Linked DNA regions of Mus musculus: region 2 is linked to region 1. A link is a loop called in an ENCODE intact Hi-C map of the cell type or tissue named here. Cell type or tissue: heart. All regions are shown on one strand. Each heading gives the region's core, and the rest is flanking DNA. Links, peaks and the distances in the headings are about the cores only. Region 1 overlaps Rpa1 (replication protein A1). Region 2 overlaps Smyd4 (SET and MYND domain containing 4).

Region 1 (9,165 bases), core at 1,698-6,697:
CACCATATAGCGTTGTTGATCTTGCAACTGTCTAGACCAGGCTGGCATGGAACTCCTGGCAGAGATCTGCCTGCCTCTGCCTCCCACATGCTGAGATTACAGGTGTGCACTACCATGGCAGGCTCTATTTATTTATTCTTTGTGTTTGTTAAGAAAATGCTTGCTTGGGAAGTTGGTGGGTTTGTTTGTGAATTTTTCTCTGCCCAGAGCTCACTTGCCATAATAGACTGTAAGAATGATAGCTATGAGCAGGTCACCGAGGGCGGAGCCTGCTGTAATCTAGTTCCCTCATGGCTTGGGACCAGTGTGTAGCCAGCAGAGCCTAAGAATTACGATCTGGCTTCCTGGGATAGCTTGATTTGCAGGTGGCCCAAAACAGGTTATTATAAACGGAGCCTACGTTACTGCTTTGTAGAATGGTTTTGGCTTTAGAAAGATTTTTCCTTAGCTATAGACTGATTGATTTGAGGTCTTGTGGGCAGCTGCTGCGTTACAATGCGTTAATTGAAGGGCAATTGCTGCTATTTACAATGCTCTGGAATTCTTGCCATCATTTGATTTGGGACTGTCTCTTGTACCAGATTTGCAAGAGATAAAGGTTACTCTATTAAGTGGATTAGTAGCTTTTCCTAATTACCACATCTTATGTTCTATATAATTAGAGTTATTGCTGCCAGGATTGGTTGTTTACAAATTAACTGCATGATGATGAAGTACATGAACTTAGCCAGAACGAGCTGAGGAATACCAGGTTTTCTCTTCTCAGCCAAAGATGTTAAAGATGACGTACTGTCTCCATCATTGTGCAGACAGTTACGGGAGTAACGCACTTAACTCTTGTTCCTGGTCCAGAGTGAGCACTCCAGGCAGTAGTTGCTGTTACTGGTGTGTCTCACGCATCCCAGGCTGGCTCAGACTCCTCATTACCTGAAGAGGAGGAGCACCTTGAACTTCTGGTCCTCTTTCTGCCTGTTCCCCAAGCACTGGGATACAGGCAAGGGACTACCCGGACTTAGCGACTGCTAGGCAGGTACTCTACTAAATGAGCTACACCCCCAGCCTCAGATTATCAGTTGGAGACTTATCATTGTATTATGTTCAACTAAAAATTATAACTGTAATTCTTATAAAAAATGAAAATTCTATGTTAGAATAGGTACATGTGTTGGGTTTTTGGTTTTTTTTTTTTTTTTTTTTTTTTTTGGTTTTTCGAGACAGGGTTTCTCTGTGTAGCCCTGGCTGTCCTGGAACTCACTTTGTAGACCAGGCTGGCCTCGAACTCAGAAATCCGCCTGCCTCTGCCTCCCGAGTGCTGGGATTAAAGGTATGCGCCACCACACCCGGCCTTGTTTTTTTAATTGTAGTAAAATATATGTTTACTGTTCAACTTTGAGATGGGGGTCTACCTATGGTACCTATGCTGGCCTTGACCTCCAGCTTCAATGAGTCTTGTGGCTCAGCCTCCTGGGTAGCTGTGGCTATGAGCAGATGCCACTGCAGCGGGCCGCTTGCCGTGGTTACACGGCACAGTGTCTTCTGTGGTTACAGGCTCCCTTACTGAACTTAGAGCTCAGGTTGGGCTGCCTGGCTATTGAGGCCTGGGATCTGCCTACCTCTGCTCCCTGCCTAGTCCGTCCTCACCTCTCTAGCACGCACGCCCCATGTGGGAACAAAACTCGGGTCTTTATGTTTTCTCTACCAACCAAGCCGGCTCCTCAGTTATCTTTTTATAGAAATTGAGTCGAGTGACCATATCCAGTTCAGTCAGACATGCGCAGCAGAAATGGTTCTGAGAATGAGGCTCCTACCTCAGGTAATTTGGAGACTGTAGAAAAGGAGAGGCTGGGGAAAGGGCTCAGCAGGTAAAGGCATCTGTCAAGCCCGGTGCCTTTGTGCCATCCCTAGGACTCTGGTGGAAGGAGACCCGATTCCCTCAGGATGGTCTCTGCCCTCCACATAGCTGCAAGCACCTTCGTGAGGTGCACATACCAGCAAATACCACATTCTTTTTAAAGAAGGCAAGAACTTCGCTGGAAGATAGGTCACCTTTTAAACTGTGTCTTATGCAGCAGGTCACTGTGTGCTCATTTCTACTTTCCTTCAGTGTACTACTGAGCAACTCACCTTTCTCTTGCTGATTTTAAAAATGCTTCACATAGACTGAACTGGGCTGGGTGTCTGAGTTGAGTGATAATGGGAAGGCTGAGCTGTAAAGGAAGGGCTCATTGTCAGTAGCCTGGGCCCCTCTCCTATGTAAATAGGTGTCTCACTTTTTCTCTCTGTAGGATGAACTAAAGCATAATCAATTCTATTTAATCTTCTCAACTTTGTGCTGAATGTATTTGTCTCCAGCAACACAATTACGTCTCATTCCTTGAGCTACTTAAGAGTAATTTTGCCAAAAATGAATTCCATGGGCATGTAGCATGCCCGGTGAGTTGGGACCTCAGGAGGCCCAGCAGGAGTTAGAACTTACAGTTGGAGAAGGGAGAGCCTCAGTGGCAAGGGAGACTTCCTGCCTGTGCGCACCAGTTTTAGTGTTTCAGGAGCTCTGGGACATTTTTTTTTTTTTAGCTGCCTTTGTCATCTACAAGCACTCCAGGTGAGCAGCCTAAACGAGGCTGGCTTCAGCCTTCAGAGCCAATCACAGAAGTAAAATCAAACCCCATAAACTCGTTATTTTAGAAATAGTGGTAGGCAATTTACAATGTTAACATTCTTCAACTTGGTAAACATTTGTATAAAGGGTGAAGGGCAAATACACACTCCGACAGGGTGGCGCGTCTTATTTGCTGCTTTAGAAGCGTGCTCGGTCCCCCTCCTTTTTATCTCCCTGTTGCCTTGACACGGCTGCTTCTGAACTCTGTTCTCATCTCTCCCTGCTGTGACAGTTCACTAGCACTTCACGGTACCTGAGACTCTTTCAACTCATATTTTCCACCAGCTGTCAGTTGCAAAATAAGGTTGCTTTGTTTGGGGGAAAGGGTAGAACCCTTTGTAAACGTCTCCTTTTCCTTTGAAGCCAAAGCACTTGAGAGACAATTGAACTGCTTTTAGGTTTTCCTTACCACCCTGCTTTCTCTTCTAATGGATCCTGCCACGAACACACCGTCCTGTTGATGACATCGATTTGTTGCTATGGAAATAGTGGTAGTATCACAGATTGAGCCCAGTGACTTTACTGCAGGTTCTTGAAGGAGAAATGGGCAAGGCTTCAGGGAGAACCTCATTAAAACTGAAAGCTGTCAATTCTAAACAGTTGAAAGGGAAATGGAACCAGTCTTTACTATGCGCAGACAAAAAAGTGAGCCCTTTGCAGACACAGGGTGTGCAGCGTGGTGCAGTCTGCTCCTCTAAGAGCCAAAGGTGGGTTTTCCTAAGGTATTTACTGCTGGTGTTGAAATCTCTTGACTGGGTTTGCACTGAATTGGCCTGTTTTGATCTCCAGGATATGGGCAGCAGCAGCAGCAGCAGCAGCAGCAGCAGCAGCAAGCAGTCCCTTCCCCAGCCTCTGCAGCGACACCACCAGCCAGCAAGCCCCAGCCACAGAATGGGAGTCTGGGAATGGGTAAGATGGGACCCAAGAGATGGAAGTTAGGGGTCAAGGTTGAAGCAGTGTTTGAAAATTCACTGAGCCTGAGTCAGGCAGAGTAGCCTAGGCCAGCACTTGGGAGGTGGAGACAGGGGAATCAGAAGTTCAAGGTCATCTTCCACTATTTAGCAGGTTCCAGGCCAGTTTGGATTACATGAAACAGGCTCGGAAAACAAACAACAGGAACAAAAACTCCATTCATAGTAGAATTGCAAAGAATAATTCCAATTATTGCATATTTTTTAATACTTATTTATTTATTTACTTATTATATGTAAGTACACTTGTAGCTGCCTTCAGACACTCCAGAAGACCGTATCAGATTTTGTTATGGATGGTTGTGAGCCACCATGTGGTTGTTGGGATTTGAACTCAGGACCATTGGAAGAGCAGTCGGTGCTCTTAACCGCTGAGCCATCTCACCAGCCCGAGTATTTTTTTTATAAAGGTAGTTAAAATACACTGTTCCTGACTCCTCTTAGTTGATGCTTTATCTGGTAGTCGCTCGCTTTCACCTTACATTCTGTGCCTTTTTGTGAAATTTCTTTTAAATCCCCACCTTTCCCCACCTACCATGCATTTGTTACATTTGGCTTTTCTGTCCAAGTTTCTCCTCTGACTTTGTAACTCTCATGGGACTTTATCATCTCTTTAGACATAGCATTCATTACCTTTGGCATGGAGACCCTCCTGCCTGCCTCCAGAGTGCTGGGGTTGTTGGCCATGGCTTCTATGTCTTCATCTCTCTTTCCTAACTTATTGGTTCTTTGTAAGTTTCACATCATGCACCCCGATCCCACTCACCCCTGTTCCCTTGTACCTGCCCTCCACCCTTGCAGCCTCTCCGCTAGAAGAAAAATAATCTGACTGTGGAAGCTGTAGTGTGTGACATTGTGTCCCAGGTGGAAGCTGTAGTGTGTGACTTTTTGTCCCAGGTGGAAGCTGTAGTGTGTGACACTGTGTCCCAGAGTGCACCCTTTTGTCCACACATCTTCATGATGTTCATCATGGTGAAGTTGTTGGTTTTGTTCGAGGCCTCTGGCTTCTGCTACACGCTCACTGGGACTCCTTCTCAGATATCCTGTTGTCCTGTATCACGGAGATCATTGGGCACAGCTCTGCTGTGCTGCCCGGGGACTTGAGGTTACAGGGCCTCTCCCTCCTTCCCCCCAGCTTCTCTGTAGCAGGTCTGGATGGGATCATTTTGATTACTTCCTGGGCTTTGTTTTAGGACCCTTTTCTGGGACACCATCCTTGAACATAGTGATCTGTGGAACACGACTAGATTTACTTGTAGAGGTTTTTTCTTGGTTTTTCTTACCATATCATACTCACCTCCTCTCCTCCCTCTTCAACTCTGCTTTTCTATTTCAATTACATGAATTCCTTCTCTTTAACCAACTTCTAGCTTTTTAAAAATAAGTTTGGTGGCCCACAAGATAGCTCAGCTGGTAAAATGCCTGCTGACCCTATTGACGCTCCGAGGACCCACAGTGAAAGGAAAGAATCAACTTCACAGAGTTGTCCTCTGGCCGTCACATAACTACATCCCCATATATACTTCAAACACATGTGCTTATGTTACACTTCCCTGTGGCACGTGCATAATGAGAATTAATTTTAAACTTTTAAAAGTTAAATAAGGGCTGGAGAGATGGCTCAGCGGTTAAGAGCACTGACTGCTCTTCCAAAGGTCCTGAGTTCAATTCCCAGCAACCACATGGTGGCTCACAACCATCTGTAATGGGATCTGATGTCTTCTTCTGGTGTGTCTGAAGACAGCCACACTGTACTCATAAAAATAAATCTTTTTTTAAAAAAAGTTAAAAAACGGTTGTCTGGCTTGGTGAATAAAAATTTGCTATACAACCATGATGATCTGCGTTCAAATCCTCAGAACCCACCTAAAAGCCAGGTGTAGTAGTCAGAGTGTCTCTGATGGCAGTGCCCTTAGGAGAGCAGATACTCCTTGGGAGCTTGTGCCCCTAACCTGGCAAGTGTGGTGGGAAGACAATGAAGGGAGCCTGTCTCACAAAAGTTGGATTTTTTTGAGATTATCATCTGACCTCCAGATGCGTGCCATGGTGCCTGTACATTCACTTCGAGAAATAAAACGGGAATGACTGCCCTTTTCCTGTGTGTTTGCATAGGTTCCACTGCAGCTAAGGCTTATGGTGCCTCAAAGCCATTTGGAAAACCTGCCGGAACTGGCCTGCTGCAGCCTTCAGGTGGGACACAGTCCAAAGTGGTGCCCATCGCCAGCCTCACCCCGTACCAGTCCAAGTGAGTTGTTGCTCAGGACCAGCGTGGGGCTCCTCACAAATGGTCCAGGACATTGCTGTGTGCTGACGTGTGACTTGGGTGTAAAACTCAGGTCACCAGCTCATAGGATGTGCTCCTTACTTTTCTAAGAAGGATACAGATTATGACACCCTTTGGGACTTTTATCAGAAAGAATGGCAAAAGCAGCATTCTGTCATAGCCTGAAGGGGTTTCACTATTTTTTAAATTTTAGAGCTTAAAATTATTTACTGCTTAAAGAGTTATTTGGTAGGCTTAAGAATAAAAAGACTCTGTTTGTATGTGTGCATGTGTGCACCTGCGCGCGCACGCTAATTCACATTTCATCTCGTATAAATAGATGACTTTTAGTTCAAAACGTGTTACTGTGGTTTAATTTGGCCAAGATAATCTGTCCTGTTTGCATTAACCACATTAATATGCCGTAGACATGGATTTCTTTGATATTACTTTTTCCCATTAAAAATTAATTAAAACATTGAACATTAGTGGACTTTTTTTTTTTTCTCTAGAATTCTTTAAGCTATGTTCTTATTTATCCTGCAATGCTTGGTAAAATAGGGGAGATAATTTCCCCTGTCAAATTGTAAGTAAAGAAACCAGTATATCCAACTTTGAGGAGAGACGCCAGGCCAGGGTTTTGGGTCTGGGAACTCCTTTTATGGTAGGCGCTCTCTCAGGTCAGACCATTTGGGGGTCTTTCTTTTGGTGGCCCATGAATAAATGCCATGCTTTGTAGCCTTGAGTTTATGTTTGGGATGCATTAGAAATGTGACAGACATTGTATAGTGATTGTGTCGGCTCCTGTAATTGAAAATAGTGGCAAACTATAATTGCTAGTATAACTGCAGTTTTTCCCTTGGAACCTTTCATTAAAGGGATATTGTTGCCTTGGTGATGTTTTTTGAGGAAGGGAGAGGGCTTATAGATTTACTTATTTGACAGGAGACTGAGTTAGTGTTAAACTACCTGGTATATTTTACTGTTTGCTTATTCTGTAAACTGTCAAACCTGTTTGTCATCTTGGGGTTTTAATTAGCTGGATTAAAATACAGCTAGCATTGACAGACTGCAGAAGAGAGAAGAAAGGCCTCGGAAGATGATTTCCTGCTTATCTTTATTCCAAGTGAGAGAGACTCCAAACACTAATGTTACCTGTTTGGTTTTTTAGGTGGACTATTTGTGCCCGTGTCACCAACAAAAGTCAGATCCGCACCTGGAGTAATTCCCGGGGGGAAGGAAAGCTTTTCTCTCTAGAACTTGTGGATGAAAGCGTGAGTATGCGCCATTGAGTATGCGCCATTCCATTCGGGAAGCTGCTGACCTCCTTGACTCGGGTGGGGCTCAGCTCCGAGGAACATGGCGGTCATTGTGGCTTTCCTTCTGTTGGAGACCTTTGATGCTATCTGGGGCACAGGGTCAGACATGAGATAAAGTGCTCCTAAAGGGACGCGTCTGTAGCAATACAGATTGGTGGACTGTAAATAGTCTCCGTCTGCAGAGACTGCAGCGCTCTAATTACATTGCTAGGGGCACAGTTGAAGCCCTGGGGTGATACCTGCCGAGCAGGGCGGGTTTGCCTCCAGCAGAAGGAGCAGCAGCTACTCAGCTTTAACTAGTCTGCGGGGAGGGCTTCTGATCATTTATACTCACTAGGCTTTACTTAAAGCAAAATGCAGGGGCCAGAGAGACTGCTCAGCATTTAAGAGCACTCGCTGTTCTTTGAGAGGACTTGGGCTCAATTCTCAGCACCAACAGAGTAGCACATAACCATCTGTGACTCCCGTGTCAGTGATCCAGTACCTCTCCTGGTCACCTCAGGCATCAGACACTCAGTGATGCTCACACATACATGCTGGTAAAACACCCACACACGTAAAATAAGCCATGATACCGGGAAGGGCAAAGCTTTGGGGCTCTCTCCCCCTCTTCTTCCTCTTGTCACGGTGTAGCACAGCAGATATCTTAACTGTGATGGCAGATTCAGTATCAGAAACTAATTTCCTGCAGCTTGTCTGGGTAAGGTTTTAGCCATTTAGTTAAGTTTCTTATCCATCTGTAACATATTGCCTGACAGAAAAGTAACAGTGCAGTCAGCTTGAAAGCATGACTTGTTGGAACATTTTTGGCACCAGCTCCTGACTGTGAAGTAAGCCGTCACTTAGGTTGCGGGCGTGAGGAAGAGTGCTGAATCATTGGAGTTCAGCACGCCTTCCTGTGGGCTTCCAGCCCATCACTCGGGACCCAGAATATTAGGTTTCATTATCGGAATATTAAGCTATTCCTTCTAAAAATGTTTTGATAAGATGTAAGAATTATTTTCGTGTGTATGCATGCACACGTGTGCAAAGGCTGGAGAATAACTTGGTGGGGCGATTGTCTTCTCCATCCCGAGGGTTCCGGGATTAAACTAGGGTGGCCAGGTTGGCACAGGAAACACCTTTGTCTTCCAGATCATCTCGAGGCTCCCTCGTTTTATGTGTTAACTTACAACTGTAGGCTCGGGTGGCTGAGCTGCTTTTGTTTTACCAGAGCTGATAGCTTGAAAATGTAACTGTATATGTGGGATTCTGCAATGTCTGCAGCCCTGTGAGGGTCTCTTTACACTTGGACTGTTGCTCCGAGGATGGTGTCTAACTGTCAAAATGGCCTGCTCTCGCTGTTGAGAGCGAGGGCCTAGCAGCGCAGTTCTAATGTGCTCTCCCTTGCTTCTGCAGGGTGAAATCAGAGCTACTGCTTTCAATGAGCAAGTGGACAAGTTCTTTCCCCTTATTGAAGTGAACAAGGTAAGAAGACGGTGTTGAGTCAGAGCTGACAGGCTGAACTGTGAGAGCCATGAGCACAGTTTGGAAGGCTGCATTGTGGGGCGGGCTTTGATGGACTGAGTAGCTTGCCCTGACTTGGCCTCTTTTGCAGGTGTATTACTTCTCAAAGGGCGCCCTGAAGATCGCTAACAAACAGTTCTCCGCTGTTAAAAATGACTATGAGATGACCTTCAATAATGAGACTTCTGTCCTTCCCTGTGAAGATGGCCATCACTTACCCACAGTTCAGTTTGATTTCACAGGGATCGGTGACCTAGAGAGCAAGGCTAAAGACGCACTAGTAGGTGCGTCCAGGGTTGAGGGCAAAGAGTGGTGATTTTTGTCTCCAGTGTTTGGGGTGATGCGTGACTAGCGTGCTTGCCTTTCGTCCCTGCCGTGTTTTAAAGAGGAGCCTTGATGGGAGCTCTTACAAAGTGTTCTTTGTTTCAGACATCATTGGAATCTGCA
Region 2 (9,165 bases), core at 1,317-6,316, 50 kb before region 1:
CTGATATAAAGAAAACTATAAACCTTTACTTAAGGGCATAAAAGAAAGCCCAAGTAAGTGGCAAGACAACCTTTTCCGCGGATGAAAACATTTAATACTGTAAAGTTGTCAGCTCTCCCTAAATGAATCTATAAATTTAACACAATCCCAATCAAGAGCCCAACTACACTTTTTATGAAACACAACAAGCCAGTTCTAAAGTTCACATGGGCGAAATACACTTGACATGACAAAGGCTCTGAAGAAGGGTAATGACTGTGGATGTGTGCATCTCGGCCTAATTATATAGCTAGGAAGTCTCATTTGTACGAGGGCTCCCTGCTTTTTGAGTGCCTTTCTTCCACTAGTAAATCTCAGGGGGAAACTGTTCCATGAGAGAAACAGGAAGTCTGGGTAATCAAAGTCGAAACTGAGGATCTTTGACCAAAGGGCTATGAGGGAGATCAAGGTTAGGCTACTCTATTCCCAAGGCTGGACATAGTGGCCAACAGCTTTACCTCCCCCACCCCACCCCCCACCCAGGCACTCAGGAGACAGAAGCAGGAAGACCTCCATGAGTTCAAGGTCAGCCAGATCTACAGAGTGAGTTCCAGAACAGCCAGGGCTAGCTACATAGTGTTACCCTCTCTTGAAAAAGAAAATAAAGACTTCCTCGAACTTTTCAATGAAACTCTCCAGAAGGAAGGTCTCCTTCTATGGGGTTAGTAATCTATGAATGTATCCTGGGCTAAGAATGGGTATAGCATTACCAAATGCAAAGTCTGTTGGTTGTTGAAGAAATATGAAGTTTCCCGGCATACTCCAAGCCTCCAAATACATATCTGCTTTTAAAAATGTTAGTATTTTCATAGTTACAAATTTCAAATTTGAGGTGGGTTTCTGTTAACCTGAAACTCCAAGAATTATAAAATGAATGAAGTCATAGTAATTAAAACTCTTTGTTTTGGCACACAGAATCTAGAAACAAATTTAAAAAGTAAGCAGTAACTTAATTTTCAGTAAGAACGGCATCTGGGAAGAAGATGGGTCGTTTAATAAACACTGTAGAAAATTGTCTGGCTCAAAAATAAATAAATAAAAGGTAAATTACCATCCTAGTTTGTTCTCTGTTGTTGTAATAAAACAGTGATAAAAGCAACCTGGGGAGGAAAGAGTTATTTGCCTTACGAGTCCTGATAAATGTATATCATTGAGTGAAGTCATGATAGGAGTTCATTAAGCTGGAATCTGGAGGCAGGAACTGGAGCAGGAACATGGAGGAAGGTGGCCTACAGGCTTATGCCCAGGCTTAGACAGCTACCTTTCTTATACTTAGGATCACCTGCCTAGGTATAGGCTCTCTTACAGCAACAGAATCAAGAAAATGGCCCCACATTTCATCTGATAAAGGCAATTCCTCAATTCAGATTACATCTCTCGTATGTCTAGGTATGTGTCAAGTTGACAAAAACTGACCAATCATATAAATACTAATTTCAGATGTGTATGCATATTGTAATATCACATTGTGGTTTGAGAGAGAATGGACTTCACTACTTAGTCACCAGGGAATGGAACTGTTTGAGAAGGATTAGGAGGTGGAGCCTTGTTGAAGGAGTCTCTCTCTCTCTCTCTCTCTTTCTCTCTCTCTCTCCCTCCCTCTCTCCCTCTCTCCCTCCCTCCCTCCCTCCCTCCCTCCCTCCCTCCCTCCCTCCCTCCCCTGCTGTGGGTCAGGATGTAAAGTTCTCAGCTCCTTCTCTGGCACCATGCTTGCCTTCATGCCACCACACTCCCTGCCATGATGATAATGGACTAAAGCCTCTAAAACTGTAAGCAAGCCGCAGATAAATGTTTTCTTTTATAAATAAGGGTTGCCTTGTCCATGGTGTCTCATTAAAGCAGTAGAACATTGACTAAGATAACACCTTAGATATACTTAATTTTAATCTATTAATTATATGTTAATAAGCTAGAAAACATTTTGGATGGATTAAAAAGTTGAAAGTATAAAACTATCCAAAAGCATTAGAAGAAAATACACTTCTATAATCTTGATGTAGAATAGATCTAATAAGCAAGACATATAATTCAGAAGCTGTAAGCGATGTGTTTATAAAAAGATAAATAGAGGGGGGATATGTTATATGGAGGTGAGCTGAGGTGTGGGGAAGGGGGTGCCTCGGTGGGCCCATGCTGAGGCATCCTTTCCCCGAGGGACCAGCCACACAATGGTATAGTATAAAATAGAGTTTACTAAGGGTCTGGGGAGGGAAGTTAAGAGGGTAGTAGAAACAGAGAAAGGCAGAGAAAGAGAGTAGAACAGTAGATGAGTATAGGCCAGCCATAAGCATGTGGTGGGGGGGGGGGGAGGGACAAGAGGACAGAGCAGGAGTGGGAAGGCAAAAGCAAGAGAGGAACAGAGAGAGAGGAGGGGGCAAGCAGGCCCTTTTATAGTGAGTCAAGCATGCCTGGCTGTTGCCAGGTAACTGTGAGGCAAAGCTTCAACAGAATGCTAACAATAAGGGAAAATGACAAGCCAGCCATGTGGTGCACACTAGTAATCCCAGTGTTTGAGGCTGAGGGAGGAGGATGGCTATGAGTTTGAGGTCAGCCTGGGCTAAATGACAAATACTAGACCAGCAAGGACTATATAGCAAAACCTTATCTTAAACAAACGCGGAAGGTGGGTATGGTGATATATACCTACATATAGTTTATGTACTAGAGAGGGAGAGGCAGGATGACTATGGCTTCAAGCTCAGCCTGTTTTACATAGCAAGTTCTGGAACAGGTTTACATAGAAAACAAAAACAAAAAACAAACACAAGCACAGACAAACAAAAACCCAGCCAACCAACCAACCAACCAACCAACCAAGAGACTAGAAAGACCGATCAGTTAAGAGCAGTTGTTCCTCTTGCAGAGGACCTGGGTTCAGTTCCTGGTACCCACAATAATCTGTAACTCCAGTTCCAGGGGGTCTAAAGTCCTTTTCTGGCATCTGTGGGCACCAGACACACATGTGATACACAGACATACATAAAATAAATCTAAAAAATACACTAAAAAAACACAACCCAGCCCAAATAACAGATATGCTTGTGTGAATTCACACAAACACACACACACAATTTGCCAGTGCTTAAGTCCCTATAAAATATGGTTTAGTATTTGCATGTAATATGTACATCCTTGTTTATTCTTTACAACATGTCTATACAACATGTGTGTGTGTGGGGGGGTGATGGTGCTAGAGACTAAGACCAGGCTTTTACATATGTTAGGTGAGATCTCTACCATTGGCCCTATATGTTACTTATAATACCTAAGGTAACATAAATACCATATACGTAGTTGTTATGTCATATGGTTCAGTGCCTAAGGACAAGACAAAAGAGCTTACATGTCTAGTACAGATGCATTTTAGGGCTACTTACATGTATCACAAATGCTGTAATAAATGTAGAGAATAAGGGGGTTAAGAGCACCTAGGTTCAATTCCCAAGCCCCATGTTGTGGCTCACAATACTCTGTAACTCCAGTCCTGGGTGATCTGTCAACTTTCCCCAGCCCCCATGGATACCTGATACACACGGTACATAACAACATATGCAGATAAAATATTCAGACACAAAAAATTAAAAACAAAATCAGATGCAGAGAATAATGCTCAGACGACACAGAGTGCTGGATAGAGCATGTGTGTCAAGCAGGAAGTTATAACGGTGTGCCTACACATGGACTCAGTACAGTGTGATGCAATTCAAGTTTAGCTTCTGAGGAGTTGCCGGGATTCTTTTCCCTGATTAATATTTTTCATCTAAGGTCAAATGAATCTAGGTTTGCAGAACCTGTGGATATGGATGTATACATATACATATGACTGTATAATGAAAGACACCATTAAATCTTAAAAGATTTTTAAAAACCAGAAAGATCAGTAGCATACATAGTACAGTATATCAAATATTCAAACAGCCAGACTTATAGGTAGATGTAAGATGAACCACTAACAAAATGGACAAAGGACGCAAATTGAACTTACAGAGGAAACACAAATGAGCTGTAATGACAGAAAAGGAATACTATTTCCCTTGTGATCAGAAAGCTATAGATTAAACCCCAGCCCTTTTTGCCTTTGTTTTTCATATTTAGTGGTTCTGGGGACTGAACCCAAGGAAGGACAGCTGCTTGGAATGTTGGAGACCTCTCAGGCATTGCTTATGCTAAGCTGACAAAGGCTTTCTGAATGCATATGGTAGTATCTATTCATCTTAAGATGCCTATAACCATGGGTGGAGCAATTCTCTAAGAGTCTGTCTGAACTTCTTAAGCATGTGCTCAAAAACACACATAAAGATTGTTTACTGAAGCAGTATTTGCAACAGTGAAACAAAACCAAACAACAACAAAAAGTACTTAATAGCTCATCAGTAGGAAAAAGAACAACAAATTGGGACACATTTATACTATTCTCGTTCTATCACACGACTATTAAGAAGATTAAGGTGTGAGGATGAAAAGCCCCTGCAGAACAACGCACACAATGAAATTGAATAGAGAATAAAGAAAAAAATATATAGTGTATTTATGTAAAACATACATAAACACATAAAAAGAATAGAAAACTCTTTGACTGTATATCTTTGAAAAGAACCAGCAGAGTGCTATGGTTTATAAATGAAAAGTTCCCCCAAAATTCCTGAGTTGGAGGTTCAATGCAGAGTTCATACTCTTAGGAAGTAACTAAATCAGGAATGCTCTGATCTAATCAATGGATTGACCAACTGATAGATTAATAATCTGAAGGCAACACTTCCAGGAGGCAGAAACAAGGTGAGGCCTAACTGGAGGAAGTTTGTCACCAGAGGCATGTCCTTGGAGAGGCTACCTCATCCTTGATCCTTCCCTTTCTCCGCTTCCTGGCTGTAAAAGTATTTATTTGACTGATGTAACTGTCATCTTGGAGGCTTACTGGCTCCATCAGCTAACCTAGGCCTAGCCCTGGAAGCTTCTAGCTTCCATACAATCTAATCCAAGCCTAGAATGTTCCAGCCTTTAGGACTTGCTGCTGAGATCACCGTTTCCTGTTCTTTCTGAACTCTAGCTGGCTGATTCAGTCCCCCTGTTCCGGCTCAAACTCCTCTCCCCGATGATTTTATTCACAATCTGTCTTTTCTCTTGGCCTCTGAATTGCTCTGCTTGGTCTCAAACTAACTCTAGCAATCTTTTCTAATCTCTTGTCTCCTTCACACTCTCTTGCTTGTTCTGTCTTTACTGTGTCTAGTTTGTTCTCTCTTCCATCCTTCTCTGTAAAGCTCTCCCGGTAAACCTGCCTCCTCCTCCCCCTCTGTGCCGCTCTACTCTCCCTCTCAGCTCTACTGCACTGCTCTCCACAGCTCTCCTGTATCCTGTGCTGCACTCTCTTCTCCGGTACCACCTGTGTCTCCCTTACGTAGCTTCCCTTTCCTCTCTCTTCTCCTGAGGGTTGGGCAGATCCTATCCTGTCAAACCTTTCTCTGATTCTTCACTTTGTCTGCCACTCAATTAGACATCACTTTCAAGCAGGAGTGCCTCCTCTACAAACCAACTTTACCTTCATTGTTTCAAATTAAAGGTGAGTACTAAGGGTGTGTCTCTTTTTCAGCCAGTGAGAGTAAAGATGTGTGCTAATAAGGCTGAGCCAACTCTAGCTAGAAATAGTTTCTTTTTCTCCATAAATAACAGAATCTTAGGGTTCACAATACGATCAAATATCCTGAGACAGCTGGCTGCCATGTGGTGAAGAGAATGCAGAGAGTTAAGGATGTGCTCTTGAGGTTTCAGATGGGAATAAGCATTTTCTTGGGAGTTGGATTAGAGTCATTCCTGTGACACTGTGACAAAGGACTCGACTACATTTTGCCATGCCTTGAGACTGTGGAGGGCTGAGCGATGGATTAATACACTGGAGTGAATTTTAAGGCAGCCAAGGCTGTGGTTGGACTGTTACTAGCTACGTTTAGCTGGATTTATATTAAGAATTGGGAACAAAAAAGCAGAGTAGAAAGGACAGTTTTGGCAGAAGGAGGTTTCTTCATATACAACTTAGTTTTTATAGTTAGCTTTTTATGTTGCTATGACCAAAATACCTTATGGAAACTGAAGAATAAAAATTTTTACTGAACTCTTCTTCACCCCAGAACCCGACCCCTCCCATCTAGAGATTGTTCCCGGAACACTCCTGAACTCTTCACCCCAGAATGCTTTCCTGAACTCCTCACCCTAGAGTTCGAACCCTCCCAACTAAAAACTGTTCCAAGAACATTTTTGAGATAAGGGCCTCCTAAAACAACCTCAAAATGAACCGGGTACATTGCCAAATAATAGGACATGACCCCTTAGTTACGTAGATTCCCTTGGCAGAACCCCTTGTCCCTTGACAGAACCCCCTAGTGATGTAAACTTGTACTTTCCCTGCCCAGCTCTCCCCCCTTGAGTTTTACTATATAAGCCTATGAAAAATTTGGCTGGTCGTCGATTCTCCTCTACACCACTAGGTGCATGAGTTTCGACCCCAGAGCTCTGGTCTATGTTCCATGTGCTTTCTTGCTGTTGTTCTATTAAATCTTGCCTTCTACATTTTGAGTACGGTCTCAGTGTCTTCTTGGGTCCGCGGCTGTCCCGGGGCTTGAGTGCTTGAGTGAGGGTCTCCCTTCGGGGGTCTTTCATTTTGGTGCATTGGCCGGGAAACAGCGCGACCACCCAGAGGTCCTAGACCCACTTAGAGGTAAGGTTCTTTGTTCTGTTTTGGTCTGATGTTTGTGTTCTGTTTCTAAGTTTGGTGCGATCGCAGTTTCGGTTTTGCGGATGCTCAGTGAGACCGCGCTCCGAGAGGGAACGCGGGGTGGATAAGGATAGACGTGTCCAGGTGTCCACCGTCCGTTCACCCTGGGAGACGTCCCAGGAAAAACAGGGGAGGACCAGGGACGCCTGGTGGACCCCTTTGGAGGCCAAGAGACCATTTGGGGTTGCGAGATCGTGGGTTTGAGTCCCACCTCGTGCCCAGTTGCGAGATCGTGGGTTCGAGTCCCACCTCGCGTTTTGTTGCGAGACCGTGGGTTCAAGTCCCACCTCGCGTTTGGTCACGAGATCGTGGGTTCGAGTCCCACCTCGTGCAGAGGGTCTCAATCGGCCGGCCTTAGAAAGGCCATCTGATTCTTTGAGTTGCTTGTGGTCGACGCAGAGTCGCCGCCGTTTCTGGTTTCTTTTTTGTCTTAGTCTCGTGTCCGCTCTTGTTGTGTCTACTGTTTTTCTAGAAATGGGACAATCTGTGTCCACTCCCCTTTCTCTGACTCTGGAGCATTGGAAGGAGGTGCGGGTCAGAGCCCACAACCAGTCGGTGGAAGTCAGAAAGGGTCCGTGGCAGACCTTTTGCGCCTCCGAGTGGCCAACGTTTAGAGTAGGCTGGCCACCTGAGGGTGCTTTTGACTTGTCACTAATCGCTGCCGTCAGGCGAATTGTTTTTCAGGAGGAAGGGGGTCACCCTGATCAGATCCCCTACATTGTGACCTGGCAGAATCTCGTCCAATTCCCACCTCCGTGGGTCAAGCCTTGGACCCCAAACTCTTCGAAACTGACGGTCGCGGTTGCCCAGTCTGATGCAGCCGGAAAGTCTGGCCCATCAGCACCCCCCAAGATCTATCCAGAGATTGACGACCTCCTCTGGATAGACTCCCAACCTCCCCCTTACCCCCTGCCCCAACAGCCACCTGCAGCTGCCCCACCACAGGGACCAATAGCGAGAGGGGCTCAGGGACCGGCGGGGGAGACTCGGAGTCGCCGAGGCCGAAGCCCCGGGGAGGAAGGGGGGCCAGACTCAACAGTTGCCTTGCCACTCAGAGCACATGTGAGAGGGCCAGCACCAGGACCTAATGATCTCATTCCTTTACAGTACTGGCCTTTTTCCTCTTCTGATTTATATAATTGAAAAACTAACCACCCTCCCTTCTCAGAGAACCCCTCTGGACTTACTGGGCTCCTTGAGTCACTTATGTTCTCCCATCAACCCACTTGGGATGATTGTCAGCAGCTTTTGCAGGTTCTTTTTACAACAGAAGAAAGAAAAAGAATCCTCATAGAGGCGAGAAAAAATGTTCTGGGAGAGGACGGCACACCCACTGCCCTCCCTAACCTCGTGGACGAGGCTTTCCCCTTGAACCGCCCCAACTGGGACTACAACACCGCGGAAGGTAGGGGACGCCTCCTTGTCTATCGCCGGACTCTAGTGGCAGGTCTCAGAGGAGCCGCTAGACGGCCCACCAATTTGGCTAAGGTAAGAGAGGTCTTGCAGGGGCAGACTGAACCACCCTCAGTCTTCCTTGAGCGTCTAATGGAGGCATATAGGAGATACACCCCTTTTGACCCCTTGTCAGAGGGGCAGAGAGCCGCTGTAGCCATGGCCTTCATTGGTCAGTCCGCTCCCGACATTAAGAAAAAGCTGCAAAGGCTGGAGGGGCTCCAAGATCATACGCTCCAAGATTTAGTAAAAGAAGCAGAAAAAGTCTATCATAAGAGGGAAACAGAAGAAGAGAGGCAGGAGAGAGAGAAGAAAGAAATAGAGGAGAGGGAAAATAGACGGGATCGCCGTCAGGAGAGAAATCTGAGTAAAATTTTGGCCGCAGTTGTGAATGATAGACAGTCAGGAAAAGGTAAAATAGGGCTCCTGGGCAACAGGGCAGTGAAACCGCAAGGTGGCAAAAAGATACCACTGGAAAAAGACCAATGCGCCTATTGCAAAGAGAAAGGACACTGGGCTAGAGATTGCCCTAAAAAGCGGGAGCGATCCAAGGTCCTAACCCTAGAAGATGATTAGGGAAGTCGGGGCTCAGACCCCCTCCCTGAGCCTAGGGTAACTTTGTCCGTGGAGGGGACTCCCGTCAACTTCCTGATAGACACCGGAGCAGAACATTCAGTACTCACTAACCCCCTAGGCAAGCTAGGCTCCAAAAAGACCATGGTAATTGGAGCCACTGGTAGTAAATTTTACCCCTGGACGACCAAACGAGCTCTTCAGATAGACAAAAATATAGTGACCCACTCCTTTCTGGTGATACCTGAGTGCCCTGCTCCCCTCTTGGGGCGCGATCTGCTAACCAAACTAAAGGCTCAAGTCCAATTTACTTCAGAAGGCCCACAAGTAAGCTG

What was found. Hi-C counts contacts between places; a loop is a spot of excess contacts. Peaks named below come from ENCODE experiments on the same cell type or tissue, not always from the same donor. Only the 100,000 strongest peaks of a DNase experiment are listed, where the experiment ranks them.
Region 2: it touches region 1 in a loop (1.8-fold over the local background); 2 of 42 quality-filtered maps call a loop at or near these places.

The regions. Positions count from the first base shown.
Region 1 is chr11:75,312,815-75,321,979 of GRCm38, reverse strand. Rpa1 (replication protein A1) reads left to right here. Exons shown (of 17, transcript NM_026653.2): 6 at 3,449-3,568; 7 at 5,743-5,875; 8 at 7,065-7,167; 9 at 8,611-8,679; 10 at 8,810-9,002; 11 at 9,148-9,165. Among named protein-coding and RNA genes, the nearest start is that of Rpa1, 31 kb to the left of the region's middle. In heart, for the core only: no CTCF peak of the experiment used is centred there; no DNase peak of the experiment used is centred there; H3K27ac peaks cover 393 bases.
Region 2 is chr11:75,362,592-75,371,756 of GRCm38, reverse strand. The region is part of intron 2 of Smyd4 (SET and MYND domain containing 4); the gene reads right to left. Among named protein-coding and RNA genes, the nearest start is that of Smyd4, 19 kb to the right of the region's middle. In heart, for the core only: no CTCF peak of the experiment used is centred there; no DNase peak of the experiment used is centred there.